Regions from separate parts of the Homo sapiens genome. Here regions 1, 2 and 3 are each linked to region 4. Evidence: chromatin loops called from intact Hi-C (ENCODE). Cell type or tissue: heart right ventricle. All regions are shown on one strand. Each heading gives the region's core, and the rest is flanking DNA. Links, peaks and the distances in the headings are about the cores only.

The links. Hi-C counts contacts between places; a loop is a spot of excess contacts. Peaks named below come from ENCODE experiments on the same cell type or tissue, not always from the same donor. Only the 100,000 strongest peaks of a DNase experiment are listed, where the experiment ranks them.
Region 1: a loop joins it to region 4, with 4 times the contacts of the local background. A loop is called at or near these places in 45 of 110 quality-filtered maps.
Region 2: it touches region 4 in a loop (5-fold over the local background); 95 of 110 quality-filtered maps call a loop at or near these places.
Region 3: a loop joins it to region 4, with 4 times the contacts of the local background. A loop is called at or near these places in 39 of 110 quality-filtered maps.

Annotation. Positions count from the first base shown.
Region 1 is chr19:46,186,441-46,193,798 of GRCh38, reverse strand. It overlaps IGFL2-AS1 (IGFL2 antisense RNA 1), which reads left to right. Exons shown (of 3, transcript NR_135234.1): 3 at 3,385-4,770. It also overlaps a transcript of IGFL2 not described here. Among named protein-coding and RNA genes, the nearest start is that of IGFL2-AS1, 13 kb to the left of the region's middle. RefSeq lists an enhancer at 3,473-3,767. In heart right ventricle, for the core only: a CTCF peak has its summit at 4,164 (motif pointing right); a DNase peak (open chromatin) is centred at 4,198; H3K27me3 peaks cover 3,814 bases.
Region 2 is chr19:46,262,271-46,269,628 of GRCh38, reverse strand. No RefSeq gene overlaps it. Among named protein-coding and RNA genes, the nearest start is that of HIF3A, 31 kb to the left of the region's middle. RefSeq lists enhancers at 4,023-4,317, 5,952-7,151. In heart right ventricle, for the core only: a CTCF peak has its summit at 4,192 (motif pointing right); a DNase peak (open chromatin) is centred at 4,188; H3K27me3 peaks cover 1,919 bases.
Region 3 is chr19:46,074,503-46,081,860 of GRCh38, reverse strand. It overlaps a transcript of IGFL4 not described here and a transcript of IGFL2 not described here. Among named protein-coding and RNA genes, the nearest start is that of IGFL4, 37 kb to the right of the region's middle. In heart right ventricle, for the core only: CTCF peaks have their summits at 3,125 (motif pointing left) and 4,095 (motif pointing left); no DNase peak of the experiment used is centred there; H3K4me3 peaks cover 570 bases; H3K27me3 peaks cover 3,831 bases.
Region 4 is chr19:46,025,301-46,032,658 of GRCh38, reverse strand. LOC105372421 (a long non-coding RNA gene) reads right to left here and starts at 4,848. Exons shown (of 3, transcript NR_187871.1): 1 at 4,616-4,848; 2 at 4,401-4,512; 3 at 2,745-3,726. RefSeq lists an enhancer at 1-86. In heart right ventricle, for the core only: CTCF peaks have their summits at 3,389 and 3,593 (motif pointing left); a DNase peak (open chromatin) is centred at 3,588; H3K27me3 peaks cover 1,751 bases.

The DNA of each region.
Region 1 (7,358 bases), core at 1,992-5,991, 160 kb before region 4:
AGAGCAGCATCATTACATCGAAGGGAGACATCCAAGATAGAATAAAATAGAACAGTTACAATATATTGTAACAGTTACCACATAGTGCAGCTGTAAGTTTTGCAGTTTGAGGTAGGACACAAAGCTAGTGCAAATTTCTGTTTCTTCCTGCTCAATTTCAGGTACAGCAGATTCATTCTTACCATAGATCTTAGCAACCTCAGCCCATTTTTTTTTCTTTCCTTATTAAGTGGAGAATTTTCATCTTTTTACTGAAAGGAAGCACTTTACAGTTTCTGTTTGGCATATCTGAATTGCCAGCATCACTACTCTTGCAGTTTGGGGCCATTACAAAGTAAAATAAAGGTTTTATTTTACGATAAAGAAAGCCCTCTTGAGAAACTTTCACAAACACTGCAATAGCATGACAGTTGATCTGATAACTGAGACAGCTACTGGAGACTACTGAGCCGGTAGCATCTACAGTGTCAATATGCTGCACGAAGGATGACTCACCAGCGGGGCAGGACAGAGCGGGACGACACGGCATTTCACAATCAGTGTGACACGCAACTTTAAAATTTATGAACTGTTTTTTCTTTGTTTTGTGTTTTGTTTTTGTTCTTTTGAGACAGAGTCTTGCTCTGTCCCCCAGGCTGGAGTGCAGTGACACGATCTTGGCTCACTGCAACTTCCACCTCTCGGGTTCAAGTGATTCTCCTGCCTCAGCCTCCCAAGTAGCTGGGATCACAGACACATGCCACAGCACCCGGCTAATTTTTGTAATTTTTTAGTAGAGATAGGATTTCACCATGTTTTCCAGGCTGGTCTCGAACTCCTGACCTCAAGTGATCCACCCACCTTGGCCTCCCAAAGTACTGGGATTACAGGCATGAGCCACCATGCCTGGCCTCTGATATTTTCATTTAATATTTTCAGATCACAGTTGATCATGGGTAACTGAAACCTACGCCAAAGTGAAAGTGGAGATAAGAGGGAATTACTATACCACAATAATACTCAGCCACTAGAAAGGCTGGGATGACTCCATGCTTTGTTCTTCAAAAATACTTCAAATAATTCTATTTAAAAAGCAAAAGAGACCGGGTGCAGTGGCTCACACCTGTAATCCCAGAACTTTGGGAGGCCGAGGTGGGTGGATCACAAGATCAGGAGTTCGAGACTAGCCTGGTCAACATGGTGAAACCCCTGTCTCTACTAAAAATACAAAAGTTAGCCCGGCATGGTGGTGGGCACCTGTAGTCCCAGCTACTTGGGAGGCTGAGGCAGGAGAATTGCTTGAACCCAGGAGGTGGAGGTTGCAGTGAGCTGAGATCATGCCACTGCACTCCAGCCTGGGTGACAGAGCGAGACTCCATTTCAAAAAAAAAAAAAAGCAAAAGAATGAGGCATTTATGTAAAGTTATAACAAACAAAATATTTTCAGAAAAGCAATTCCACAATGTTTAATGTAATTTGAGCATCGAGCATTCTTCATAACTCTTTACAATTATTGATTCATCTTGTCTGGGTTTCATCATCATTTTACAAATGAGGAAACTGAAACACAGAGTGGCTTCATAACTCACCCACAGTCACAGTCAGTGGGGCAAGGTCAGGGTTTGACCTGGGAGCGCTAGCCACAGGGCACCTGCACCCCAGCCCCTGCTGCCCACTGTTGTGTCCCTGTGGGTGTGCTCTTCTAGGCACGTTTGGAACCCTGAGTTCTCACCAGAGAGGACAGTGAATCACTCCAAGGAGAAAGACAAGGGCTTAGAGTGGAAAAGGAGCTTTGGTTTTCACTTTATTGCTGTGCTGATGAAGTTTTAAAAGAACACCTCTCACATGTATAAAATAATGGAAAACAAGCTATGCCAAGAAGAAAAGTATGAATCAAAAATTCAATGATTACAAATAAAATAGTAAATAAGATTACAAAAGAAAATCAGATACTTTTAGTCAAACTATGTAAAAATCCCATATTTTACAAAAAGAGTAATCAAATGATGGGGGGAGAAGAGAGCTAATATTTAATGAAATTATGGTGGTCACTGTGAGACAAAGTAACAAACATGAGAAGCCGGTTTGCTCATTTCTGCTTCCCAGCATAATTTCACAAGGCCCCTGAGTCTGTGATGACCTGCGGCTCTCCAAAAACATGCTTTCTTTTGGAGAAAAAAAGGAGAGAGAAAAGGGCCCTCATGTCTCTTGCCCTCCCTGTTCCTTGCAGGTGGTGAGATTGAGAACTCAATCCAAAGTATGACATAAAGACACACCTCAGAGCTCAGAGCTTTCTTTCCCAGGATGCACCTATCCACTCTGGCAACGTTTACTTGTTCCCACCACCACCTAGTCCTGTCCACCTTCCTTCATCCTCATCCTCACTTCCTGATCTTCTCTTTAGCCCAGCTCAGGTTGAGGCCAAACTTGAATCTGACCCTCACCCCGCCCTGGGAGGGAAAATTCAGTGAGGAATAGCATTCCTTCCAGTGAGGCATACCCTGGAGTCTACATCGGCCTCCCAACCCCAAATCAGTCTCTTTTCTCCTCTCCCTCCCATTATGGCCCTGCGTCTTCCCTTTCTGGGCTGAGTTTTGTAGTATCTGTTTTCTGTGGGCTCTTGAAATTATACTAGAAGTATGATTTTTCCTTTATTAATTCTATATTTAATAACTTTTTTGTTAAATTTAGAAAGGAAGGTGAGATATCTCTAACATATCTAGAATGAAGTCTTTCTTGACATGCCTCAGAAAAACATACCTGCTTCTCCCCCACTTTGAGGTCCAGTCCATTGAGAAATGCTGGCATTGTGGGGATGGTGCATACTGAGGGGCCTGAGGGGAGATGGAGCTTGGACTGGAGGCTCAATCATTCCTGGTGTTCCTAGCACCACAGATGACTCAGCGGGACTCCCGAATAGTCAACCCTTCTTCTGAGGGCGAGGGCCAGAGTCTCAGGGATTGTCTTTTCTGAATTTTTCTTTTTGATGGTAAAAAGATCCAGGTCCGTGATTTTGCAGAATACCCTAAAGCCACATGCATTTTTGGTCTCTTCAAAGTCAACCCCCACCCCCCATGGGGGAAGGAATGATGCAAGGCTCTTTGCCCCACAGGAGAGGGTTGGGGGATTACCAGGGGGCGTGATAAATATCCTCAGCCTTGGCAAAGAGGGCTGGGAGGGTCTGTGGTAGGCTGCAGATACAGTCCTGATTATCTCTCCTTCCTCATTCACACACTTGCAAAATATGACTTTACGTCTATTAAGATTTGGTATCCATGTCCCCATTCCCTTGACTGTCTGCACCCTGTGGAATTTGTGGTCTATAGGACACTGTGGAGTGATCGATCATGTGCCAGTTTTGAGTTAAGACTTTGCTCAAGGACTCTGGTACTTCCACTTTCTCAGGAAATTAAAGCAATGTGAACACCCTCTGGCCAGCCTGTTGGAGGGTGAGAGACCACATGGAGGAGACAGAGCCCTGATGTCCCAGCTGAGGACATCCCAGAAAAGCCTATTTCCAGACAACTGAGGACAGGTGAATGAGTTCTTTGTAGATGAACCAGAATCCAGTCTATCTACCTGCTGAGCACAGACATGTGAGCAACCCCCCCATCAAGGTCAACTGAGCCTGGCCCAGATCAACAGAATCACGAGATGACCTATGGACTCAGGAGCAATCATGATGTGGTTGTTCCATGACACTGAATGTAGAGGTCGTTGATTCTGCAGCACCAGCAAACTGACACATAACACCGTGTTTAATATTGGGTTCTGGGCTTTGGGGTCCCTGCAGAGTTCCTGATTTCAGCCCCAAGGGCTCATTCACAAATTTATTACTCAGATTCTACCCTGTCAACCCAGGACGTGTTACTTACACATTTCCCAGTGTGGGCAGCAAGCCACCCAGGTGCCGAGGCAAGAGACCGAGGGCACAAGCTGTTCCAGTATAATAAAGAAAACATATAAAATAAGAATAGTTATACTAGATATAGATCGTAGATATGATTATATATGAATATTACTAATCATTAGTCTGTAGCAATTACTCTTTATTCCATTATAATAATAATCTTCTCTCTACAATTATAACTTAAGAGAAACCAGGCCATACAGAGATAGGAGCTGAACGGACACAGTGAGAAATGACCAGAAGACAAGAGTGTGAGCCTTCTATTATGCCCCGACAGGGCCACTAGAGGGCTCCTTAGTCTAGCGTTAATGCCAGTGCCCGGGAAGATGCCCGTTACCTAGCCGACTTTGGTCTAGCGGTAGCGTCAGTGCCCAGGAAAAGCACCCACTACTTAGCAGACTGGGAAAAGGAGTGTCCCTTTCCCCGGGGGAGTTAGAGAAGACTCTGCTCCACCACCTCTTGTGGAGGGCCTGACATCCGTCAGGCCTGCCCGCAGTTATCCAGAGGCCTGTCTCCCTGTGATGCTGTGCTTCAGAGCAGTCACGCTCCTGGTCCGCTTACATGTTCCATCCTGTACACCTGGCTCTGCCTTCTAGGTAGTAGCAGAATTAGTGAAAGTACTAAAAGTCTCTGAAATGCAAAAATAAAGGCATAAGCTGTCTCCTTTCTCTCCACCTCAGCTGCCAAACAGGGAAGGGCCGCCTGTCCAGTGGATACATGACCCACATGACCTTACCTATCATTGGAGATGGCTCACACTGCTCACCCTGCCCCCTTGTCTTGTATCCAATAAATAACAGCGCAGCCTGGCATTCGGGGCCACTACTGGTCACTGTGTCTTGGTGGTAGTGGTTCCCCGGGCCCAGCTGTTTTTTCTTTTATCTCTTGGTCTTGTGTCTTTATTTCTATGATCTCTCGTCTCCGCACATGGGGAGAAAAACCCACAGACCCTGTAGGGCTGGTCCCTACATCCCAGGACTCTCTATCCCACTGTGGAAGACTTCGCAGTTGCCTGCCATGCTCCCACAAAGAGCTGGCCACCTGCCCCAGGATGAATGGGGGCTCTGTCCGAGTTGCTAAAGGTGTGCCTCTGGCCATATGCTGGGAGGCAAATGAGCTGTCAGGCAAGGGTAGGAAATATGTGGGCATCAGAGGACAAACAAGGAGTGAGGTGCCTCCCACCAGCCATACATCTGAAGTGCTGTCAGATGGCCATAGGGGCCAGCTGGGTATGGGTCCCCAACAACCAGGAAGGACACTGAGCATCTGAAAACCATTGGTCATGGAACACAGAACCCACGGGGAACACTATGGGTTCACAAAGACCCAGGAGGTCTATTGTAAGCCTCAGTATAGAGAGAGGAACACACTGAGCTTCTGATCACCCATTATCAAGGCTGTGCTGCTTTATGTTGATAGTCCAAAATTATCCTGCATGGGAGTTGGTCCACACAAATTATAATCACAAAGGCAATATAGAGGAGAGTGGGGGGGGCGGTCACAGGAATGAGCGTCACGGTGGCTGGGGATGGACCTTTCACTTAGCTGATCATGTGCAAACAGCAAGATTCATGATGAACTGCTCCACCACAAAACAAATAAATGGGTGTCTACAGTACACACACTGGGCCCCCCACTAACCCTGACATGCACAAGATGCCCTGGGGTTACCTGCCTTTCTGGGGGCTGGACCAAGGACCGATCTGGAACAGGTAAAGATAGGGAGAAATAGGTATTGGGGGAGGGTGAAACTGGAACTTTTGGAGACTCTCATAAATTATTCAAGAAAGCATTAACCCCATTTATGCCTAGTGTTCCATTATTGGAATGCTAAGAATGTGGGAATTATTTATATCCTATTGCTCAAGGTCATCACCAAGGTCCGATTTTTCAAATTTAAAAACTGTAACCTCAGATACAAATGGGTTAATGCTCACCGTCTCTGATCAAGTAGCACACACCAGCAACACGATCTCAGGTATAAATGGGTTAATGCTCACCGTCTCTGATCAGGTAGCACACACCAGCAGCACAACCTCAGGTTTAAACGGGTTAATGCTCACCATCTCTGATCAGGTAGCACGTAGCACACACCAGCAGCACAACCTCAGGTTTAAACGGGTTAATGCTCACCATCTCTGATCAGGTAGCACCAGCAGCACAACCTCAGGTATAAATGGGTTAATGCTCACCGTCTCTGATCAGGTAGCACACACCAGCAGCACAACCTCAGGCTTAAACGGGTTAATGCTCACCATCTCTGATCAGGTAGCACACACCAGCAGCACAACCTCAGGTTTAAACGGGTTAATGCTCACCATCTCTGATCAGGTAGCACACACCAGCAGCACAACCTCAGGTTTAAACGGGTTAATGCTCACCATCTCTGATCAGGTAGCACACACCAGCAGCACAACCTCAGGTTTAAACGGGTTAATGCTTACCGTCTCTGATCAGGTAGCACACACCAGCAGCACAATCTCAGGTTTAAATGGGTTAATGCTCACCGTCTCTGATCAGGTAGCACACACCAGCAGCACAACCTCAGGTTTAAACGGGTTAATGCTCACCGTCTCTGATCAGGTAGCACACACCAGCAGCACAACCTCAGGTATAAATGGGTAAATGCTCACCATCTCTGATCAGGTAGCACACACCAGCAGCACAACCTCAGGTTTAAACGGGTTAATGCTCACCATCTCTGATCAGGTAGCACACACCAGCAGCACAACCTCAGGTTTAAACGGGTTAATGCTCACCATCTCTGATCAGGTAGCACATACCAGCAGCATCGACTGGGTCCAACCACCAGCAGGTCTGACATCTTTCAAGTGCTAAAGAAAAGCCAGGTCTGGTCTCCCTATAAGCAAGTGCTCATCCTTAGGAAACCCCCCTTTCTAATGTCTCCCCACTGTGAAATACTTTACACTATCTACCAGGTTCCTCCTGTTTTATAATCGTGTGATCTGAGAGCAAAGCTTAAATAAACTTAGGTTATTTTTTTCTTTCACACTGAAGAGCAGGCTCGTTAAGAGAGCAGGCATCTTGTCTTTCCTGTTAGCCAGGGACTCCCTGTGCCCCTAAACAATGCCTGACACGTAGCAGCGGACTTCAGTGTTTTTCAATTGTACACTTTAGGGAAGGGTAGAAAAGAGACGCCTAATTTGCTAATTAACACCCCATATCTGTCCCTGCAGCCATCAAATCTATGCTGTGCTGAAAAGCCTTCCTTCTTGTAATATCTTCTGGAAGGCCAGACTATCAACTGGATAGAGGTTTCCTGGGGAAGGAGGACAAGTGACTAGGAGAAACGGGATGTGATGTTCATTTTATCAGCTGGGCTTTGATAAACTTGTGGACAGTGAATCTGATAAGCAGCCTCCATGTGGGACCATATCCAGGCCATAGCACTCTTTCCCTGCAGGAACAAGGTCAAGGAATTTATTCCACAATAGCATGGGGTCAACAC
Region 2 (7,358 bases), core at 1,869-5,868, 240 kb before region 4:
ATACGATACCAAAAACATGAACAACAAAAGAAAAAAATAGATAATTTGCATTTCGTCAGAATTAACACTTGTGCTTCAAGGGATACAGTCAAAAAAGTGAAAATAACACACAGAATGGGAAAACCTATTTGCAAATCATGTATCTCCTAAAGGACTTGTACCTAGAATATAGAAAAAAACTCCTGCACTTCAATAATAAGACTGATAAATCAACTAAAAATGGTCAAAGGATCTGAATTGACATTTCTTCAAGAAAGATATACAAATAGCCAATATGCAATGAAAATATACTTGACATCATTAGTCTCCAAGGAAATGCAAATCAAAACCACAATGAGATGCCTCTTCACACCCACAAGGCTGGCTAGAATTAAAAAGTGAGAATGATAACAAGTGTGATGAGGATGTAGATAAATTAGAGCCTTCTGGCCGGGCGTGGCGGCTCACGCCTGTAATCCCAGCACTTTGGAAGGCCGAGGCAGGCGGATCATGAGGTCAGGAGATCGAGACCACCCTGGCTAAACAGTGAAACCCTGTCTCTACTAAAAATACAAAAAAAAAATTAGCTGGGTGTGGTGGCACGCACCTGTAGTCCCAGCTACTTGGGAGGCTGAGGCAGGAGAATTGCTTGAACCCGGGATGTGGAGGTTGCAGTGAGCCAAGATTGTGCCACTGTACTCCAGCCTGGGTGACAAAGCGAGACTCCATCTCAATTAAAAAAAAAAAAATTAGAGCCTTCATACATTGCCTGCGGAATGCGAAACGTTTCAGCTACCACTTTGGAAAACAGTCTGGTGGTTTCTCAAACAATTAAGCATAGAGTTACCATATGACTAAAAATCACAGGGATTGGAAAGGAAGAAATAAAATTGTCCTTATTTGCAATGACATGATTGTCTACATAGAGAATCCCAAGGAATCTACCAAAAAACAAAAAATAAAACCAAAACCTCAAGACAGAAAAACCACAAAACCTCCTACAGCTAACAAGCAAGCTCACCATGGTTGAGATAGACAAGATAAACATACAAAATCAATTGCATTGGTATAGATCAGTGATAAACAGCTAAATTAAAGATAAAATCAATACCAAATACAACTGCTTAACAATGAAATATTTAGGTGTAAATCCAATATTATATGTACCAAGCGTGGGCAACATAGTGAGACCCTATCTCTATAAAAAAAAAATTTAGCCAGGTGTGGTGGCATGCACCTGTGGTCCCAGCTACTCAGGAGGCTCAGGTGGGAGAATTCCTTGAGTTTGGGAGGTGAAGGCTGTAATGAGCCATGATGGCACCACTGCCCTCCAGTCTGGGTTACAGAGTGAGACCCTGTCAAAAAAAAATGAAGAAAAAGAAAGGAAGGAAGGAAGGAAGAGAGAGAGAGAGAGAGAAAGAAAGAAAGAAAGAAAGAAAGAAAGAAAGAAAGAAAGAAAGAAAGAAAGAAGGAAAGGAAAGAAAAAATCAAAATGAAACAAAAAAAAAGTACCAGACTTGTATCCTGAAAAGTAAAAGCCTCTGATAAAATAAATCAAATACTCTCTAAAAGAATGAAAAGGTATAGTATGTACATGGACTAGAAAGCTTAGCATAGTAAACATGTCAATTTCCCCCTAAATAAATACACAGGTTGAACACAATTCCTTTTTTAGATATCGACTAGATTATCCTAAATTTTTTTATGGAATGGCAAAGCAACTAGAAAGTGTAAAACAATTTGAAAGAAGAAGAATTGGCTGGGTGCCATGGCTCATGCCTGTAATCCCAGCACTTTGGGAGGCGGAGGCTGGTGGATCACTTGAGGTCAGGAGTTTGAGACCAGCCTGACCAACATGGAGAATCCCCATCTCTACTAAAACTACAAAAATTAGCTGAGTGTGGTCATGCACGCTTGTAATCCCAGCTACTTGGGAGGCTGACACGGGAGGATTGCTTGAACTTGGGAGGCGGAGGTTGCTGTGAGCCGAGATCACACCACTGCACTCCAGCCTGGGTGACAGAGCGAGACCCTGTCTCAAATAAATAAATAAATAAATAAATAACCCAGAATAAAGTGACAAGAGTCAGTCTACCCAATTTAAAGACATCTAGCTGCAGTAATCAAGACTGTGTGGTATTACTGGCAGAGGAATAGAGAAAATAATAGAATAGGAACAGAATAGAGAACTCAGAAATAGACCCACACAAATATGTGCAACTTTTTTTCTTTTTGAGACAGGATTGCCCAGGCCGGAGGGCAGTGGAGTGATCATGACTTACTGCAGCCTCGAACTCCTGGCCTCAGGTGATCCTCCCATCTCAGCCTCCCAAAGTGTTGGGATTACAGGCGTGAGCCACTCTGCCTGGGCCCGGCTGATTTTTGACAAAAGCGCAAAGGGAAATCAATGGAGGGAAGAGAGCTTATTAACAAATGGTGCCGAGCAATTGGACATCCATAGGAATAACAAAACAAAACAAAACAAATCAACCTCTCTCCTCTCTCACACCTTATATAAAAACTAACTCAAAATGGATCACAGATTTAAATGTAAGACATAAAACTACAAAAATTTTAGAAACGAACATACAAGAACATCTTTAGGATCTAGGGCCAGGCAAACAGTTCTTAGATTTGACATCTGAAGCACAGTCCATAAAAAGAAAAATTGATAGTTTGGATGTTATGAAAAGGAAAAACTTTTGCTCTAAGAAAAACCCAGTTAGGCCAGGCGCAGTGGCTCACATCTGTAATCCCAGCACTTTGGGAGGCTGAGGTGGGCAGATCACAAGGTCAGGAGATCAAGACCATCCTCGCCAACGTGGTGAAACCCCTTCTCTACTAAAAATACAAAAATTAGCTGGGTGTGGTGGTGCACGCCTGTAGTTCCAGCTACTTGGGAGGCTGAGGCAGGAGAATTGCTTGAACCCTGGAGGTGGAGGTTGCAGTGGGTCGAGATCACGCCACTGCAGTCCAGCCTGGGCAACAGAGCTAGACTCCGTCTCAAAAAAACCCCCCAAAAAACAAAAAACAAAAAACAAACCCAGTTAGAAGGACAGATAGGGCTATAGTCTGGGAGAAAATATTTGCAAAGCACATACCTGACAAAGGACAATTATCTAGAAAATGTAAAGAACTGTGAAAACTCAATAGTGAAAAAAAAATCCATTAAAAAAATGGGCAAAAGACCTGAAGAGGATCTGGCATGGTGGCTCATACCTGTCATCTCAGCAGTTTGTGGAACCAAGGTGGGAGGATTGCTTGAGCCCAGGAGTTCGAGACCAGCCTGGGCAACATAGTGAGACCTTGTCTCTATGAAAAAATCAAATGAAAATAAAAACTTTTTAAAGACATGAAGAGACATCTCAATGAGGAAGAGATACAGATGACATGTAAGCAGATAAAAAGATGTTCAACATCATTAGCCATTAGGGAAACGCAAATTAAATTAAAATGGCTAAAAATTTTGAAAACCGCAACGCCATTGAAAGCTGGCAAGGGTGGAGATAAATTGGATCATTTATACATTGCTCTGAAAAACAGTTTGGCAGTTTCTTAAAAAAAAAAAACTCAACATCCAGGTTGGGCGCAATGGCTCATGCCTATAATCCCAGCATTTTGAGAGGCTGAGGTGGGAGGATTGCTTGAGCCTGGAGTTGGAGACTAGCTTGCACAACATAGTGAGACCCCCATCTCTATGAAAAAGAAAAGAAAAGAAAAAAATTAGGCAGGCGCGGGGGTGCGGGCCTATAGTTCTAGCTACTTGGGGGGGTGAGGCAAGAGGATCATTTGAGCCCAGAAGATTGAGGCTGCAGTGAGCTGAGATCACACCACTGCACTCCAGCCTGGGCGACAGAGCAAGACCGAGAGTCACAGATGGCCTGTTCATTCCCTGCCTGTCTGGGGATGGGACCAAAGGCATATTATTTGGGACAGGTAAAAATCCTGTCAGTATATATGCTCATGTACAAGGACGATTAGCAGAAAAAGTAGTTGGAATCCCCTCGTGTCAAGGACAGGGAGAGAAATAGGAAGAACTTCATTGTTTTGTTTTGTTTTAAATAGAGACGGGCTTTCACCATGTTGCCCAGGCTGGTCTCAAACTCCTGGGCTCGAGCGATCGCTGGGTCTTCCAAAGGTCTGGGATTACAGGTGTGAGCCACCCTGCTGGGCTGAAATAGGAACTTAAAAAATGAATATGCCCCCCTCCACCACATGGGGGAGCCATAACCACGTTAATAACTCAGAAGCAGGCCCCACAAGTGAGTCAAATCAGCTCTGATGTCCCTCCAGGCTGAGGATGTAATTTAGAGGCATTTAGAAAATTCAGCTGAAACTCATACAGTTGCCTAAATGAACAGGTTTCCGAAGGATTTTCTTTCTCCAGTGTGGTTTGCCTAATTTTGTGGCCTCAGACAGCTGCTAACATTGTCCAAGTTTGGAGGTCCCAAATTTTCTGGCATCTTCAAAAAGATGCCACCTGCCCCCTTCACACTGCCTGGGTCAAAATATTGTGTTTTGCTTTTTGTTTTGAGATGGGGACTTGCTATGTTGGCTAGGCCGGTTTCAAACTCCTGGCCTCAAGTGATCCTCCTGCCTTGGCCTCCAGGCTGGAGTGCAGTGATGCAATCTCAGCTCACTGCAACCTCTGTCCCTCCGGTTCAAGAGATTCTCCTGCCTCAGGCTCCTGAGTAGCTGGGATTACAGGCACCGGCCACCATGTCCAGCTAATTTTTGTATTTTTTTTTAGTAGAGACCAGGTTTCACCATGTTGGCCAGGCTGGCCTCAAACTCTTGACCTCAAGTGAACTGCCCGAATGGGCCTCCCAAAGTGCTGGGATTACAGGCGTGAGTCACCGTGCCAGGCTTTGTTTCCCACCTTCTAAAATCCCATACAGGGTTAGATTATATGTGGGAACTGGCCATGGGACCAGTCCCTGGTGGGCACCACCCCTTATAACAGAGAAAGTTCCTAGTAGGTGTAGCTAACTGATTAACCTTTAACCTCTGCATTCCAATTTATTGGAGCTCCCATACAGATATGTGACTTTGCACTAGAGGATCTGAGATATATATGTGTGTGTGTATACATATATGTTGAGATGGAGTCTCACTCTGTCTCTGTCGCCCAGGCTGGAGTGCAGTGGTGCCATCACGGCTCACTGCAAACTCCACCTCCTGGGTTCAAGCAATTCTCCTGCCTCAGCCTCCCAAGTAGCTGGGATTACAGGTGTACACCACCACGCCTGGCTAAATTTCGTGTTTTTAGTAGAGATGGGGTTTCACTGCATTGGCTGGGCTGGTCTCGAACTCCTGACCTCAGGTGATCCACCCACCTTGGCCTCCCAAAGTGCTAGGATTACAGACGTGAGCCACTGCGCCCGGCCGAATCTGAATGATATCAATTGAGGTATTGGAAAGCACTAGAAAATTCTATGAGGTATCACCTGTTCTATGAGGACCCCAACTAAAGCAATAGTGTTACTCTCAGCGCTTCTGTAAGGGACACTGCAATATTGATGCGCCTGTGTTTTCTCACAGAATTACCCCATTAACCAGGGCAATCTAGTGGAGTTAGGACGAGGATTGTGTCGTAATTCGAGAGAGCTGGGAAGATGGTCCTTGGGCTCCCTGGATCAAAATATTATAGAGTTTTATTTTTCCAGAAGAATCAACCAATGCAGGCAGAGCAAGCAGCCCTGGAGTTGGGCATTAAACCATCAAGGATGTGGCAACTTAATAGCACGAGGCAGTGACAGCTGAGCATCGAGGATGGGGTCTCCAGCCCTGTGTGGCAGAGCTGCTCCCTCCTGCCTGGCATTGTGGATCCTGAAAGTCCTCAACTTGCTCCTCCACAATTGTCAGGGGAGATGGGTTCCTGGCCGGTCCTTTGTTTCTGGCTTCCAGAACAGCCAATTGCAGAGATAGTTTCCTACCTCTAGGAATGGTGTCTGCTCTGATTCTGTAAGAAAATTCCAGGAGCAGGGCCGGGCATGGTGGCTCACACCTGTAATCACTTTGAGAGGCTGAGGGGGTTTGGATCACTTGAGGTCAGGAGCTCAAGACCAGCCTGGCCAACATGGTGAAACCCCGCCTCTACTAAAAATACAAAAATTAGCTGGGTGTGGTGGTGCACACTTGTAAACCCAGGTACTCGGGAGGCCAAGGCACGAGGATCCTGGGAGGAAGGGGTTACAGTGAGCTGAGATCACGCCACTGCACTCCAGCCTGGACGACAGTGACACTCTGTCTCAAAAAAAAAAAAATTTAAAATTAAAATTAAAAAAAAGAGAAAATTTTAGGATAAGGTGCTATGGAGAAACCTCAGAAAAACAGCCAAAGGTGACAGAATTCTTGAATAAAAATGGGTCATAGGGATTTGTATCAAAATAAGTTGACGGTGTTTCCAGTTTGTTGAGCAGAGCAGCCACGTGAGGGTTTTGGGTTCCTGCTCTCCTCCTCCCATCCTCCCCCTCCAAACGCTCTGCTTCATGAAGTGGGGTTAACCAGGGTAGGGATGTGGTCTGACCACTGTGAAAATCAATATTATTTAAAAGCCACTTGAACCATAACAGCACTTTAAGTGATATGACTGTGATCTGAGTCACATATGATTACAACTTCCGTTTCTCACATTACAGGTCAACTCACTTTCTTCTTCTTTTTCTTTTGTTGTTGTTGTTTGCTTTTGAGATGGAGTCTCGTTCTGTCACCCAGGCTGGAGTGCAGTGGTGTGTTCTCAGCTCACAGTAACCTCCACATCCCGGATTCAAGCAATTCTCCTGCCTCAGTAGCTACCCAGATCTCGAGTAGCTGGGATCACACCTGGCTAATTTTTGTATTTTTAGTGGAGACGGGGTTTCACCATGTTGGCCAGGCTGGTCTTGAACTCCTGACCTCAAGTGATCCACCCGCCTCGGCCTCCCAAAGTGTTGGGATTACAGGTGTGAGCCACTGCGCCCAGACTAATTCATGTTCTTATTTTTCTTGTTCTGTATAATGACTAGGGAGAGTTAAATCACTTTGGGGCAAAAATCACTGCCTTCTGGTGTTTGTTTGTTTTTAGACACAGTCTGGCTCTGTCACCCAAGCTGGCAGGTAGTGGCGCGATCTCAGCTCGACTCTGCCTCCCGGGTTCAAGTCATCCTCTTACCTCAGCCTCCTGAGTAGTTGGGACTACAGGTGTGTGCGACTGTGCCCAGTTCATTTTTGTATGTTTTGGTAGAGGTGGAGTTTTGCCACGTTGCCCAGGCTGGTCTTGAGCTCCTATATATAAAATGTCATATATATATGACACATATATATGACATTTTATATATGTATATCATATATATATCATATATATAATATGTATATCTCATATATGTCATATATGTATA
Region 3 (7,358 bases), core at 1,655-5,654, 49 kb before region 4:
GGATGGACATTTACAGGGTGAGCCCTTAGATAAACAAGTTGTCAAAGAACAATTTCCCAAGTGCAATGCAGATAGCTGGGATCTGAGCACAGGACAGCAGTTCTGCAGCACTGAGGGCATTCAGGGCAGCTGGTGAGCCTGGAGTCTCTGAGGTATGGTATCAAAGAAGAACTGTGCAGAGGTAAGCACCACATGTCCTTGTGGAGTCTTCCCCAAATTCCTGGCTGAGGGCTAGGCTGCATATACACAGACAAGACTATCTGTCTGATAAGACAAGGCTTATCAGACAGGTAAGGCTTAAGGAAGAACTATCCTAGAATAGAGGAGAGTAAGGAAACACAATAACGAATTGCAACACTGAATTCTGGATTGCATCCTAGACCAGAAAGCGGACACGAGTGGGACAACTGATGAAACTCAAATAAGGTCTGCAGATCAGTTAATAGTATTATGTCAGTATTAGTTTTCTGGTTTCAATAATTTTATTAAGGCTATGCAACATTAGAGGAAGCTGAGTGAAAAAGACAAATTCACCATACTGTTTTTGCAACTTCTTTGTAAGTCTAAAATTATTTTAAAGTAATAAGTTAGACAATATTTTAAATGTTACATATAAAAACGCAATCACGATAATGAACACTTCCTAAAGATGCAATCAGGGTGCCTTCACATGCTCCCTCACACCTGAAATAAGCGTTATGTATCTAAGGCTCCCCTGACCTTTGGTGTGGCCTGGTTTAGCCAGTCCAAACCAGATGCAGATAGTTGTGTGGGAAGCCTGGCGACACAGACAGTTGCACTATCACCCACAAGATAACTGGCCAATTGTGGGCTGGGTTTAAAAGGTGGGCTGATGATCCCCAGTGCGTGATGAGCATGGCAGTAAAAGCACAGGGAGATCAGGTTCCCGTCCATCAATGGGAAGCCTGCGCTACAGTGTCCACCTGGACAGGAAGTGATGGACACAGTCCTGAAAGCACAGCAGGCACTGCTCCCACTCACCAATGGGCAGCCTGCCCGGAGAGTCAGCCCTGGACATCAAGGCTGGAATTCCCTTTCTGGCTCAGCAAAATTACCACAGACCAAACCACAGACACCACAGAACTCCTTTTCCTAGTCAACACTGTCTGACTCTTTCCTGACAGAAGTCTGAAACCAAGACCACCAACAGGGACAGGGCCACACATCTCAACACTGACACCACACCCCCTTGACACTCACAATGCTTAAGTCCTGAATCAGAAGATCTCAACCTCTTTTTGGAAAGTTATTTCTTTAACTCATGATTTACACAGATACAAAGACTTGGTCAGAAGGACCAAAATACTTTCTGAAATTAGAAACAAAATTATTATAACATTCAAATAGAATCATTCCCATGAACAAGCCATGACTCACAGAATTTAATTACTAAGTAGCTGTCGTTTTCACACCTCTTTCCTTTTAAATTTATTCTTTTTTTTATTTTAAAAAATAAATAGAGATGGGATCTCCCTAAGTTGACTCGCTATGTTGATGAGAATGGTCTCAAACTCCTGGCCTCAAGTGATTCTCCCATCTTGGCCTCCCAAAGTGCTGGAATTACAGGCAGGAGCCACGGCTCGCAGCTTAAATGTATTCTGCAGTGCTAGTTCTTCCCCTGCCCCAGGATAAAAGTTAGGTCAAATCCCATTAATTTTTTGGTCATTTTATTTAATAAATATCTGCCCGTGACTCATTTAAAATGGCTTTAAGTATGTAAAAGTGAAAACGACAATCTTTATTTAAACTTACATTTTCACTGTCTCTTCCAGCTCTGACCTGCAGTCAGGTGGTAGCCTGAACTCGAGGAAGGGATGTGGCCCTCTGACGCACGTTTTCCAACTTATCACGGTTAAGAATCTTCCTCCATTTGCTGACTTAGTTTCTGAATCTACTGTGTTTAGGGCTCAAGGAGAGACGCCAGGGAGCAATAGGGTTCTTCCTTGATGGGCAGCATTGTAGTGATCTAAAATTGACACTGTTCTGAGTTTGCAAATACTTGAAACTGACTCTTTCCTTGAGGGAAGGCTTTTTTGGCTTCTATGCAGAAATCTGTCATCTGAGCTTCCTTTGATGAGGGCAATTTCATCTGGAGTCGCTTTGGATATTTACAACCCTCATCCACCATGAAAAGTTTCTGACTCAAATCCAGGCTGCAATCGAGCTGGCAGAAGTGGTGCAGACTATGATGTAGCTAAAGCAGATGAGTACCTGCCATTCAGGTACAGGCGACGTACAGGCGTTTCCAAAGCGCCTGAGGCCTGGAAACTCGGGTGGCTGGCTGGGGGATCATGGCCAGGGGCAAAGAACTTCTGAGCCCGTGTGACTTGGGTCTCATTCGGGCTATAGGGGTGCAAACAGGCTCCAATCCGCGAGGAGGATGCACTAAAGTGACCCGCTTAGGCTGCAAAACCAGGTGCACCATGGTACGCACGACTCGCTGAGCTCCATTTTCTAGGCGGGGAACTCTTGAGGCCTGACGCCCACGAGGGGAGCGGCAGCGACTTGACGCACCTCCTGGGCAGCCAAAACAAACCATTGCAGAGGATTCTTGTCCCACCCAACGAGCAGCCCCAGCCATGAACTCTGCAGCATCCCAATTGTCCAGAACGCCCGAAACTGGCAATGACTACTGACACCAAGGCAGTTACTGCGACGAAAACATGGCGGCCAAAGCCGCCTCACCCATCGCCTGCGCGATGTCTACTGACGACGCCTGCGCGATGTCTACTGACGACGCCTGCGCGATGTCTACTGACGACGCCTGCGCGATGTCTACTGACGACGCCTGCGCGATGTCTACTGACGACGCCTGCGCGATGTCTACTGACGACGCCTGCGCGATGTCTACTGACGACGCCTGCGCGATGTCTACTGACGACGCCTGCGCGATGTCTACTGACGACGCCTGCGCGATGTCTACTGACGACGCCTGCGCGATGTCTACTGACGACGCCTGCGCGATGTCTACTGACGACGCCTGCGCGATGTCTACTGACGACGCCTGCGCGATGTCTACTGACGACGCCTGCGCACTGCAAGGTGGGCGCCGCTCTCCATTTTCTGAGCAGTCTCCTACTGCCATCTAGTGTTGACTACTGGGATATCGGCTCAAATACCCCCAGAGAGAGTGCGTCACAGGCCTTTTGACGGACTGTGGTGAATTGATACATAGCTATGTTTGATGCATTTTAAAGTGAGCCTTGACTCCACACTTGAATGCTGTTATAACCCCTACAAAAAATAATGGACAAAAAAGACCAATGGGTTAGGGAGTGAAGGCCTTTAGGTAATACAGGAGCAGGTGGTTAGTAGCCAGCTCCATTGTATCAAAATACCTCATTTTGTTTATCCATTCATCTGTCGATGGACCCTTGGGTTATTTCCATCTTTCGGCTACTATAAATAATGCTGATATGAACATTGATGTCAAATATCTTTTTGCGTCCCTATTTCAATTGTGTGGAGTACATACCTACTATTGGGATTGCTGGGTCGTATATTAATTAATTCTATATTTACCTTTTTGAGAAACTCCCATTGTTTTCCACAGCAGCTGAACCATTTTACATTACCACCAGCAATGCACAACACCTGTTAATTTCTCCGCATCTTTACCCACACCTGTTAATTTCTGTTTTTTTGTTAATAGCCATGCTAGTTGGAGTGAAGTACTATCTCCATGTTATTTTGATTTGCATTTCCCTAATGATCAATGATGTTGCGCATCTTTTCATGTAATTATTGGCCATTTATGTATTTTATTTAGAGAAATGTCTATTCAAATCCTTCTCTTGTCTCTTAAATGAGTTATTTGTTCCCGTTGTTGAGTTCAGGAGTTATTTATATATTCTGGATATTAATCTCTTATCAGAAATACGATTTTTAAACATTCTCTCCATTCTGGGGGTTGTCTTTTCCAATTACTTTTTATATGGGTTATGTGATTTAATCACAGTGTCAAAGGCACGTTTAGCGTGCACCCACCATAGCACTGTATGACTTTTATAGGCTCTCGAAACATCTATCCTGCGACCCCTGCAGGCAAGAAGATAGAGAGGGTACTCCAGCCGGTATCCCCGTATTCCTCCCTAGATGGCAGTAGGAGACTGCTCAGAGAAGAGAGCGGCGGATTCCGCAGTGGAGCGCTCCCGCAGGCGCTCCCGCGGGCGCCTCCAGCAGAGCTCGCGCAGGGGCGCACGGGGGCGGCAGTGTAAGTAGTCGCCATGTTTCTGTCGCTATCACTTTCTTGGGGGTGTCACTGATCACTGGCTATTGCGACTACCAGACGCTCTGGACACTTGGAACGCTCCTGAGTTTGCGGCTGGGTCCACTTCCTGAATGATACTAGGATCCCCGCCTCTGGTTTCTTTTGGCTGCCCCCGAGCTACCTCAGTCTTTTTCAATGTCAGGCGGTCCAAGTTCCCTGTGGTGAAAATGGAGCCCAGTGAGTCGTGCCCATGGCAGCGCACCTGGTTTTGCAGCCTGGGCAGGTCACAGGTGCATCTTCCACGGGGATTTGAGCCAGCGTGCACCCCCATAGCGCGACTGAGATTCCAAGTCACACCCAGGTTTTGGCCTCGCAAATCCGCCTCTGCTCCCAGCTGGCACCTGAGTATGCAGGTCGCAGCCCGCGATTTAGAAACACCGGCACCCGGGTGAACGCCCACGGCTCCTCAGCTTTCGCTGCACCGACGTCTGCACCACGCCCGTCAAGCTCAGCTGCATCCTGACTCTGGGTTGGAAACTTCGTGGTGGATGATGCCTGTAACTACCCAGATGAAATCAAGACGCAACAGCCCTCATCGAGGGATGCTCAGGTGAGAGATCCTCAGCATTTGTGTCTCTAAAGAAGCCAAAGGGGGCCTTTGAGGTAATCCGCTTTACATATTTGAAAAGCCCATGGATAATCACAATAACGTTAGGAATCTCACACCCTCTTTGTGCTTCCAGCACCAAAAGAACAGAAGCTAGGTCAGTGAACAGGGAAGACGCATAGGTAGAAGTGCCGGGCAGCCAGGAAAGATAGAGTGAAACGTATCTTTAAATCAAGAGTTTTGTTTTCACTTTTACATATTTCTGGGCATTTTAAGTTGACAACACCAGGATATTTATTATTTATATTTATTATAAATAATGTATTTATATTTATTATAAATAATGTATTTATAATAAAACTAAATAATATATTTATATTTACTAAATAAAACTAACCGGGAAAATGTATACAATTTGACCTAAACTTTTAGGATCAAGGAAGAACTAGAACCACGGAATAAATTTAAAAGGAAAGAAGTGTAAAAAAGGACTGCACAGTCCTTGGAGAAATGGCACATTCTAGATCTGGAACAGAAAATATACACGATGAATCTGGAACATCTTGTGCCAGAAAATAAGGAAGTGCTGAAAATAACAATTACAATAATGATATAACCCCACATTGATCACAATATGTCAAAGGGGCACAAGGGCCAACAGAAGAGCTCCCAGTGGCCAAAGCTGGAACAATTTGAGCAAGAAATGAATTCGGTGGTATTGGGTTATGACCCTACTGTGGTCTGAATTTTTGTGTCCCTCCAAGATTCACGTTGAAACTTAATCCTCAATGCAACAGTGTTAAGAGGTAGGTTTATAGGAGATGATTAGGTCACGAAGGCTCCTCCCTCATGAGTGGGATTAGTGCCCATATAAAAGTGCTGGAGGAAGTCTGTTCTTGTTTCCCCTTTCTGCCATGTGAAGATACAGTGAAAGATGTCATCTTTGAAGCAGAGAGCAGCCCTCACCAAACACTGACTCTGCAGGTGTTTGAAAGTTTGGACTTTCAAACTTCCGGAAACTGTGAGAGATAAATTTTTGTTGTTTATAAATTACCCAGTCTAAGGTATTTTGTTATAGCAGCAGGAATGGACTAAGATAAACCCAAAGTTTAAAATAAATACTCATGAGTTCCTACTGGTATAAATAAATGATTGAATAAATAAGTGGGGAGAAGAGACAAATCTCTAATACAGAAGAATTCGAAGTAATATATATAAATACAGCACCATCAAGGAAGGAAAGCCCAACTCCTCACTTTTTAAAATGCAGGCTGCAAATAATGACCTGGCTCCAAAGAGTTCAATGTGGAAAGGGGAGAAAAAGAGTAACTTTACGCTGGAGAAAAATACCACATCAGCCAGGTAATCGGTGTCATAATCATCAATGATAAATCATGTTGACAGTATCTCCTTGATAGGATGTGATAGAAATGGTACTTTACCTCTGTTATCTTGCTCCCCAAAACCAATAATGTCAGTCTAATCATTAGAGGGAAAAATCACACAAATTCCAGTAGGGATATTCTACAACCTTACCAGTGCCCTTCAGACCCTGGTAAGGATCTGAAGCATCTTGTGCCAGAAAATAAGCAAGTTCCTTACCAGTACTGCTCATAACTGTGAAGGTCATCAAAAACAAGGAAAAATCTGAGAAACTGTCACAGTCAAGAGGAGGCTAAAGAGACAGGACAACTAAATGCAATGTGTCCTGAATAGGATTCTGGAACAGAAAGAGAACATCTGGTGAAAATGAAGAAAACCTAGATAAACTATGGACTTTAGTTACTAACGGGGTATAAATATCCTTTCATTAATTATAATAAAATACTAATGTAAGAAGCTAAAAATAGGGGAAGCTGGTTTCAAGGTATTTGGAAGCTTTTTATACTAGCTTCTTAATTTTTCTGTAAATCTAATGCTGTTCTAAAAATAAATTATTCTTTAAACTATTGAAAACTCTAAGTGGTAGGTTTAAGATAGCCACAAATTCTTTCTGTTCTTCCCATTGAAAGGTGGAATTGAATCCCTTCCTCTTCAATCTGGGCTTACCTTGTGACTTCCTTGACCAGTAGAATGTGGTGAAAGTGTCTTGATTTCCATGTCAGGGACATGATTTTCATCAGCTTCTTGGAATACTTGCATGCGGAGCTTGGCTTCTGTAATGGTTAATACTGACTGTCAACTCGATTGGATTGAAGGATGCAAAGTATTGATGCTAGGTGTGCCTGTGAAGGTATTGCCAAAGAAGATTAACATTTGGGTCAGTGGGTTGGGAAAGGCAGACCCGATGTTAATCTGGGTGGGCACCATCTAATCAGCTGCCAGCTTGGCTAGAATAGAAAGCAGACAGAAAAATGTGAAAAGACTAGACTGTCTCAGCCTCCCAGCCTACATCTTTCCCTCATGCTGGATGCTTCCTGCCCTCAAACATCGGACTCCAAGTTCTCAAATATCAGACTCCAAGTTCTTCAGCTTTGGGACTCGGACTGGCTTCCTTGCTCCTCAGCTTGCAAACAGCCT
Region 4 (7,358 bases), core at 1,704-5,703:
ACCCAGCCAGGCTGTGACAGTGCCTAGGCTCGGCCCCAACTTTGCTCTAAGATTGCAGTGGGTGCTGACAGCAGGGAGAAGCCAGGCAGCAGGAGGAGGCACTTCTAAGCCTGTGAGGGCAGGGAGTGCCTTCCCAGGCCCCTAAGAGTGCAGAGATGCCTGGGTCTGCAGCCATGGCTTGGGTGGCTGCAGCTATGCCTGGGGGGGTGGGGCTCTGGCCTCCATGCAGTGGGAGCCCCAGGTCTGCAGCCATGACTTGGGCAGCTACAGCTGTGCCCAGGAAGGTGGGGCTCCTGCCTGCTCCCAGCACCTCCAAGAGCACAGGGAGGCCACAACTTGGGCAGCCGCAGCTGCACCTGGGAGGGTGGGGTTTCTGCCTGCTCCATGGAGTGGAAGGCCTGGGTCCATAGCCATGACTTGGGTGGCTGCAGCTGCACCCGGGGAGCTCCTGCCCCACCAACTTGGAAGGGGCAGGGCTCCCACTTGTCCCCAGCTCCAACCGTCTAGTGGAGTGTACAGCCCCAACTGTGCCACCTGCCCCCCACTGCAGCCCACATGATGGCAGTGGCAGCTCCAGACGGGCCACTGCTGCCATCATTACTATGAGCATCTACATGAATAATGAATCACAGCTGCTAGTGGACTTAGAAGTTTCCATTAGCAGCTGTGATTGAATTTCCAGAGTTCACAGCCTTATAAAGAGATATCTTTAGTCTGCTGGTCTATAGTCTTCCAAGTGGCAGAACAGGTGGCTAAGACATTGTCAACAACTCCAGAGTCAGAAGACGTAACATGTCCAGCCTTTAGAAATATTGTATAAAGCAGGGGTTGGTAAACTATAACCCACAGACCAAATCTCACCTATGTGCACACACACACACACACACACACACACACACACACACACTATATGTGGCCTATTTTAAACAGCCAATGAGTTAATAATGGTTTTTACATTTATAAAACATTTTAAAGCACACATAGACACACAGACACACAGAGAGAGAAACGAATATGCAACAGAGATTATATGTGGTCCATAAAGCCTAAAATATTTACTACCTGGGGCTTATAGAAAAAGTTTGCCAATCCCTGGACTAAGGCAAGAGTAACAGTTTTCAATTCAGCCCATTTTAAACCAGTGCTTATCACCACAGTTGCTAATGGAGTGGGATGGCTGCTGTCACCTTGTGTTGGGGACCAGCCTCAACACCACCCGTAGGGTACCCAAAGTCCGGTGGCGACGAAGGAATGAGAAGAGACAGGTTAAGAGTGCATAAAGGGTGGGGTGCCAGGGGGCCAACTGCACTTTTGGAGGCTGCAAAAGGTGCCAAACTCTGGTCTCCACACTACTGAGTACAATCACTTAGATCTGAGAAGCAGATATTCAGGGGTGAAATGGTGAAAGGGGGGCGGTGTGTCATACACCTAATCTATAGCAATGGCGGTTTAGGTAAATTGTCTTTGTGCTGAAGCAGCATAAACTTAACTACTGATTTATTCTTTAACTCACTGGAGAGCAGCTGTGGGGAGTGGGCGTAACTAGGAGCCGGCATATCTGGCCACATTCCAATGCTTCAAAGGAGTGTCTTTCTCCTTGAGCACAGTGCTTGTAAATAAGAGAGCAGGTCACGCTCTGGCCATGGGAACGTGATGGCAATTAGAAGGCTTTCCTCATCAGAGGCCTCCTGTGGCTTTCCACAACTTATTGTCCCATATTTTTTACGGCCAGTTTATGCAGGCACCGCACAAGCCCTTTTCCCAACAACCTTGTCATCACCAGCACCTTTTCTTTTCTTCTTTTGTAATTACTTTTTGTGTTGAACTCTTACAGACTCACAGGAAATTGCATGGTACATACAGTCCCACGTAACATTCATCCAGTATTCCCACAGTGGGAACATCTTACATAACCATAGTATAATATCAAAACCAGGAAAGTGACATGGGTACATTACTGTTAACTAGATTACAGAGGACCTTATTCAGTATTCACCAGTTTCACATGCATTCCTGTGTGTGTGTGCACGCATGTGCATGTGTGTTTCTATGCAATCTGATCCATATAAATATTTGTATACCTACCACCACAATCAAGATAGAGACCCACAAAGGAATCCCCTTGTGTTACCACTATAGTGGCAGGCACACACACATATACATGCACATACACAAACACACTGTATCTGTCCCTTTGCAAATACCAATCTGTTCTCCATCTCTGTTGTGTTCTCATTGTAAGAATGTTATATAGGCTGGGCGCTGTGGCTCATACGTGTAATCACAGCACTTTGGGAGGCCAAGGCGGGTGGATCACCTGAGGTCAGGAGTTCAAGACCAGGTTGGCCAACATGGTGAAACCCCATCTCTACTAAAAATACAAAAATTAGCCAGGCGTGGTAGTGCACTCCTGTAATCCCAGCTACTTGGGAGGCTGAGGCAAGGAGAATTGCTTGAATCTGGGAGGCAGAGGTTGCAGTGAGAGTGAGCCAAGATTGTACCACTGCACTCCAGCCTGGGTGACACAGCAAGACTCCGTCTAAAAAAAAAAGTTATATAATTGGAATTGTACAGTATGAAATCTTTTGAGATTGACTTTTTTTCACTTAGCATAATGCCCTTGAGATTTATCCAGATTATTGCATGTATCAATAGTAGTTCTTTTTTACTTTTATTTCTTAACCCAGTAATATTCCTGTCTTAGTCCATTTTTTGTTGCTTATAACAGAATACCTGAAACTGGGTAATTTATAAAGAAACAAAATTTGTTTCTTACAGTTCTGAGGCTGAAACTGTGGGGTCCTTCTGTTGACAGCCTTCTGGCTAGTGGGGACTCTACAGGGTGTTGAGGCAGCATGGGGCATCCCATGGCGAGGGGGCTGAGGATGCTAGCTAAAGTCTCTCTTCCTCTTCTTATAAAGCCACCAGTCCTACTACCATGATAACCCATTCATCTATTAACTCATTAATTCATGAATGTATTAATTCATTTATGAAAACAGAACTCTCACGACCCAATCACTTTTTTTTTTTTTTTTTTTTTTGAGGCACAGTTTTGCTCTTGTTGCCCAGGCTGGAGTGCAATGGTTCAATCTCGGCTCATTGCAACCTCCACCTCCCGGGTTCAAGTGATTCTCCTGCCTCAGCCTCCCGAGTAGCTGGGATTACGGGCGCCCACCACCACAGCCAGCTAATTTTTTGTACTTTTAGTAGAGACAGGGTTTCATCATGTTGGCCATGCTGGTCTCGAACTCCTGACCTCGGGTGATCCACCCGCCTCGGCCTTCCAAAGAGCTGGGATTATAGGCGTGAGCCACCATGCCCAGCCCATTTTTTTAAAGGAAAGGAAAAAAGAAGAAAAATGAAATGCCCTGTGACTTTGGACATCAGCATAAAACTCAGTAACTCTGCTCTTGGTCTCTACATTATGGTTGCTATTACTGTTCGTAGGAGCCCGCTACTCCCTGGGAGAGGCAGGCCCTCAGGAAAATCACAGAACAGGATCCCTGTTCCGCTAAAGGGCTGCCCTGTGACTGACAGGTGCGGGAGAAAAAGTGCGCGAAAGAGGACAAACGGGGAGGGCGCGCCCTCTGGTGGCTGAAGGAGGGAACCGCGTAGCATCTTTTTTCCAGCGCCAAGAACAAGCTGAGGATGCGACCTGGGAGCCTGTTTCCCTGACCCGCAGCAGGCCAATCGGGTCATCCACGTGAAATATCGTATATCTGGCTTTTAAAAATAGTTATTAGATGTTTGTTAATTTGCTTCCTGTCTTCCCCACTAGAATGTGGGTACAGGAAGTCCTGGGGGTTTTGTTGTTGTTTTGTTTTGTTTTGTTTTAGACAGGGTCTGGCTCTGTTGCCCAGGCTGGAGTGCAGTAGCGCAATCTCAGCTCACTACAACCTCTGCCTCCCGGGCTCAAGCGATTCTCCTGCCTCAGCCTCCCAAGTAGCTGGGATTACAGGCGCCCGCCACCACGCCTGGCTAATTTTTGTATTTTTAGGGGAGACAGGGTTTCATCATGTTGGCCAGGCTGATCTCGAACTCCTGATCTCAAGTGATTTGCCCACCTTGGCCTTCCAAAGTGCTGGGATTACAGGTGTGAGCCACCATGCCCGGCCAAGGAGGAGTTTTTTAACTGACTTAATTGTAACAGATTAAATCAGGGCAGCTAGTGAGTCTGATATTTAAAACTTCAATTTTCTAAAACATATAGGGAATAAATCTAATTTCCCCCTATCCAAAAAAAAAAAAAGTGCACAAGTAATACAGTCTCTCAGGATTAAAGGCAACATAATAATCACTCATTGAAGTTGCAGTAAACGCTCACAAGGCATGTTTCAATTTTAGGCCAACAAGATACACAATAGGCCCAGTGCAGTGTCTCATGTCCATAATCTCACCATTTTTGGAGGCCGAGGCAGGAGGATCCCTTGAGCCCAGGAGTTCGAGTCTGCAGTGAGCTATGATGGTGCCACTGCCCTCCAGCCTGGGTGACAAAGCAAGACTCTGTCTCTAAAATGAAATTTAAAATAAAAATAAATTTAGAGAGTGAGGTGGGAGCCAGAATTTGAGGGCTGAGGAAGGAAGTCGAGGAGCCAGGCAGGCCAGGTCTTACCTCAGCTTCTTTCCTCGAGGTCACCGAGGTGCCGGGCAGAACCAGCTCACAGGGACAGGGTACACAGCTACGCACAAAACTTATGGACTATACGAGCCGCTCCATCATCCACAATGCAAAAGGCCCTGTGCCACAAGGATAGCAAGCTCACCCTGTTGGAGTCAGAGTGAGAAGCTCAGGGGCTACCCTGAACTTGACAGCTGGATCCTGGGTGTTCGGCTTGACCACCTGGTCCATGGAGATGATCTTCAACTTTATTTAAAGTGTTTGTATTGTATGTAAAAATAAGTAAGTAAATATGGCTCACACCTGTATGTAAAAATAAGTAAATATGGCTCACACCTGTATGTAAAAATAAGTAAGTAAATATGGCTCACACCTGTATGTAAAAATAAGTAAATATGGCTCACACCTGTATGTAAAAATAAGTAAGTAAATATGGCTCACACCTGTATGTAAAAATAAGTAAGTAAATATGGCTCACACCTTTAATCCCAGCATTTTGGGAGGCCGAGGCAGGCAGATCACCTGAGGTCAGGAGTTCAAGACCAGCCTGGCCAACATAGTGAAACCCCCATCTCTACTAAAAAAAAAAAAAAAAAAAATACAAAAACTAACTGAGCATGGTGGTGGGCACCTGTCATCCCAGCTACTAGGGAAGCTGAGGCAAAAGAATTGCTTGAACCCAAGAGGCGGAGGTTGTGGTGAGCCAAGATTGTGCCACTGCACTCCAGCCTGGGCAACAGAGTGAAACTGTCTCAAAAAATAAATAAGTAAATACATTTTTTTAAAGATACAGACTAAATAAAACTCTCACAATGGAAGGCTTCACTCCAGCTGGCTAATGTTTATATTCTTAGTGTCTTTAAGGGATCTGTGCCTCAAATGAAAGAACAGGCAAAAGAAAGGGAAAAAAGAAAATAAAAATTAAAAAAAGGAATGTGATGTGTAAATAGTCCTGTCTTTTTACAAAAGGCTGGCTTGGTGTTTTGTTGTCTTAAAGCTAAGGTACAAAGTTCCTGAATTCGTTCCAGGTTCCTCTATTTAAAACTTATACCTGGTGTGTCTGAAGTCCCCAAGGGAACAGGGTAGTCAAAGCATGTTCAAGGGCAGCAAGAAGGGGACAGTGGCTGCAGGAGTCAGAAAGAGGCTTTTGGGAGTAAGCAAGGTGAGGCTGGGATGGGGGCAGCCCATACTGTAGGCAGCCCATGCTGTTGGCCATGGGGAGGAGCTTGGGCCTCATTCTAGGAATCAAGAGATGCCAATGAAAAATGTGACTCATTTTTGAGGGTGACTTTAGAAAAGATCTGAGCAGAGCTTTGGCTTCACAGAGGCCAGAGTGCATCCTGGGAGGTCACTGAAGAGGCAGGGCAAAATCCAGGTGAAAGGAGGTGGTGTCTGGACCAGGGTGCAGAGAATGGAATTAGATAGAAGAGTTCTAATTCATCACAGTGGCATTCCTTGGTGGTGGGTTGCATATCCATTCAATCAAGTAGCTATTTAGTGAGCACCTACCATGTGCTGGGCATTCTTTTGGGTACTGGGTACAACAGAGGAAGGAACAGGAATTAGTCAAGGATGGTGCTCAAATGTATGGCTTTTGTAATGGGAAGATGGTGATACCATTTCCTTAGACAGGAACTCCTGTGAGAGTGCTGATGGGGAGGAGAAGGTCATGAGTCATTTTGCATTGGAGGTGCCTGTGGGACATCCAAGTGGAGGCGTCAAGTGGCCAGGTGGATACACAGATCCAGAACTCAACTGAGAGCTCCAGACTAGACATTGAAATACAGGAATCCTCTGCATTTTGACTGTGGCTGAAGCCATTATGTGGATAAGATCACTCAGCACAAAATATATGGTTTGAGGGTCCAGGAGGGAAGAATTGCTCTGAAAAAAAGAGAGAGAGAAAAAAAGACCAGCCAGAGAAGCAGAAGGAAAATCAAGGCAGTCTTACATCACAAAAGCTAAGGGAAATAAGTATTTTGAGAAGGAGGAAGTGGTCGACTGTGTCAATTGCTATCCAATTTCCCAAGATCATGTAGCTAATAAGGGGCAGAATGGAAATTTAAAACCAGGTCTACCTATATAATAAACAGAACCTGGGCAAACGGCTAGGCATCTGGAAACAAGATCAGACCCCTACCTCACACCACATGCAAGTATACATTTTAGCCGAGATAAAGATCTAAAAGTAAAACACAAAATAATCTTTTTTAAATAGAAAAAGTTTTACAATCTTAGTGTGAAAAGTCCCTCTTAAGGCAAGACAGGAAACACAGAAACCATAAAAGAAAAACCTAGATATTTTTTTAACAGATTAGAGGAAAGGGTTTACAGCACATTTGATAAGACATAGGGTTAATATCCCCCATATACAACTCAACAAGAAAATGATCAGAAGAGATGAACAGACAGTTTGAAGATGGATGCTGATAGCCATAAATATGTAAAAAGATAATCACCTCTCTAATGTTCAAGGAAATGCAAATAAAGCAATAATGAGATCTTGTTCTTTGGATTAGTAAAACATTTAAAAACTGATCATATTGTGGGAAAAATATATACTAAAATCTTTTTGGTATTGTATTTACCAATTCCTATTAAAATTTTAAGTGTAGCTCTACTTCTTAATCCAGGCACTGGATACACAGGTGGATTCACTTCGTGAACACTCATAAGCTCACTACTCTATTAAGTCTATCAACTCTATAAAAAATGTGTTTACACACTTTTTATATTA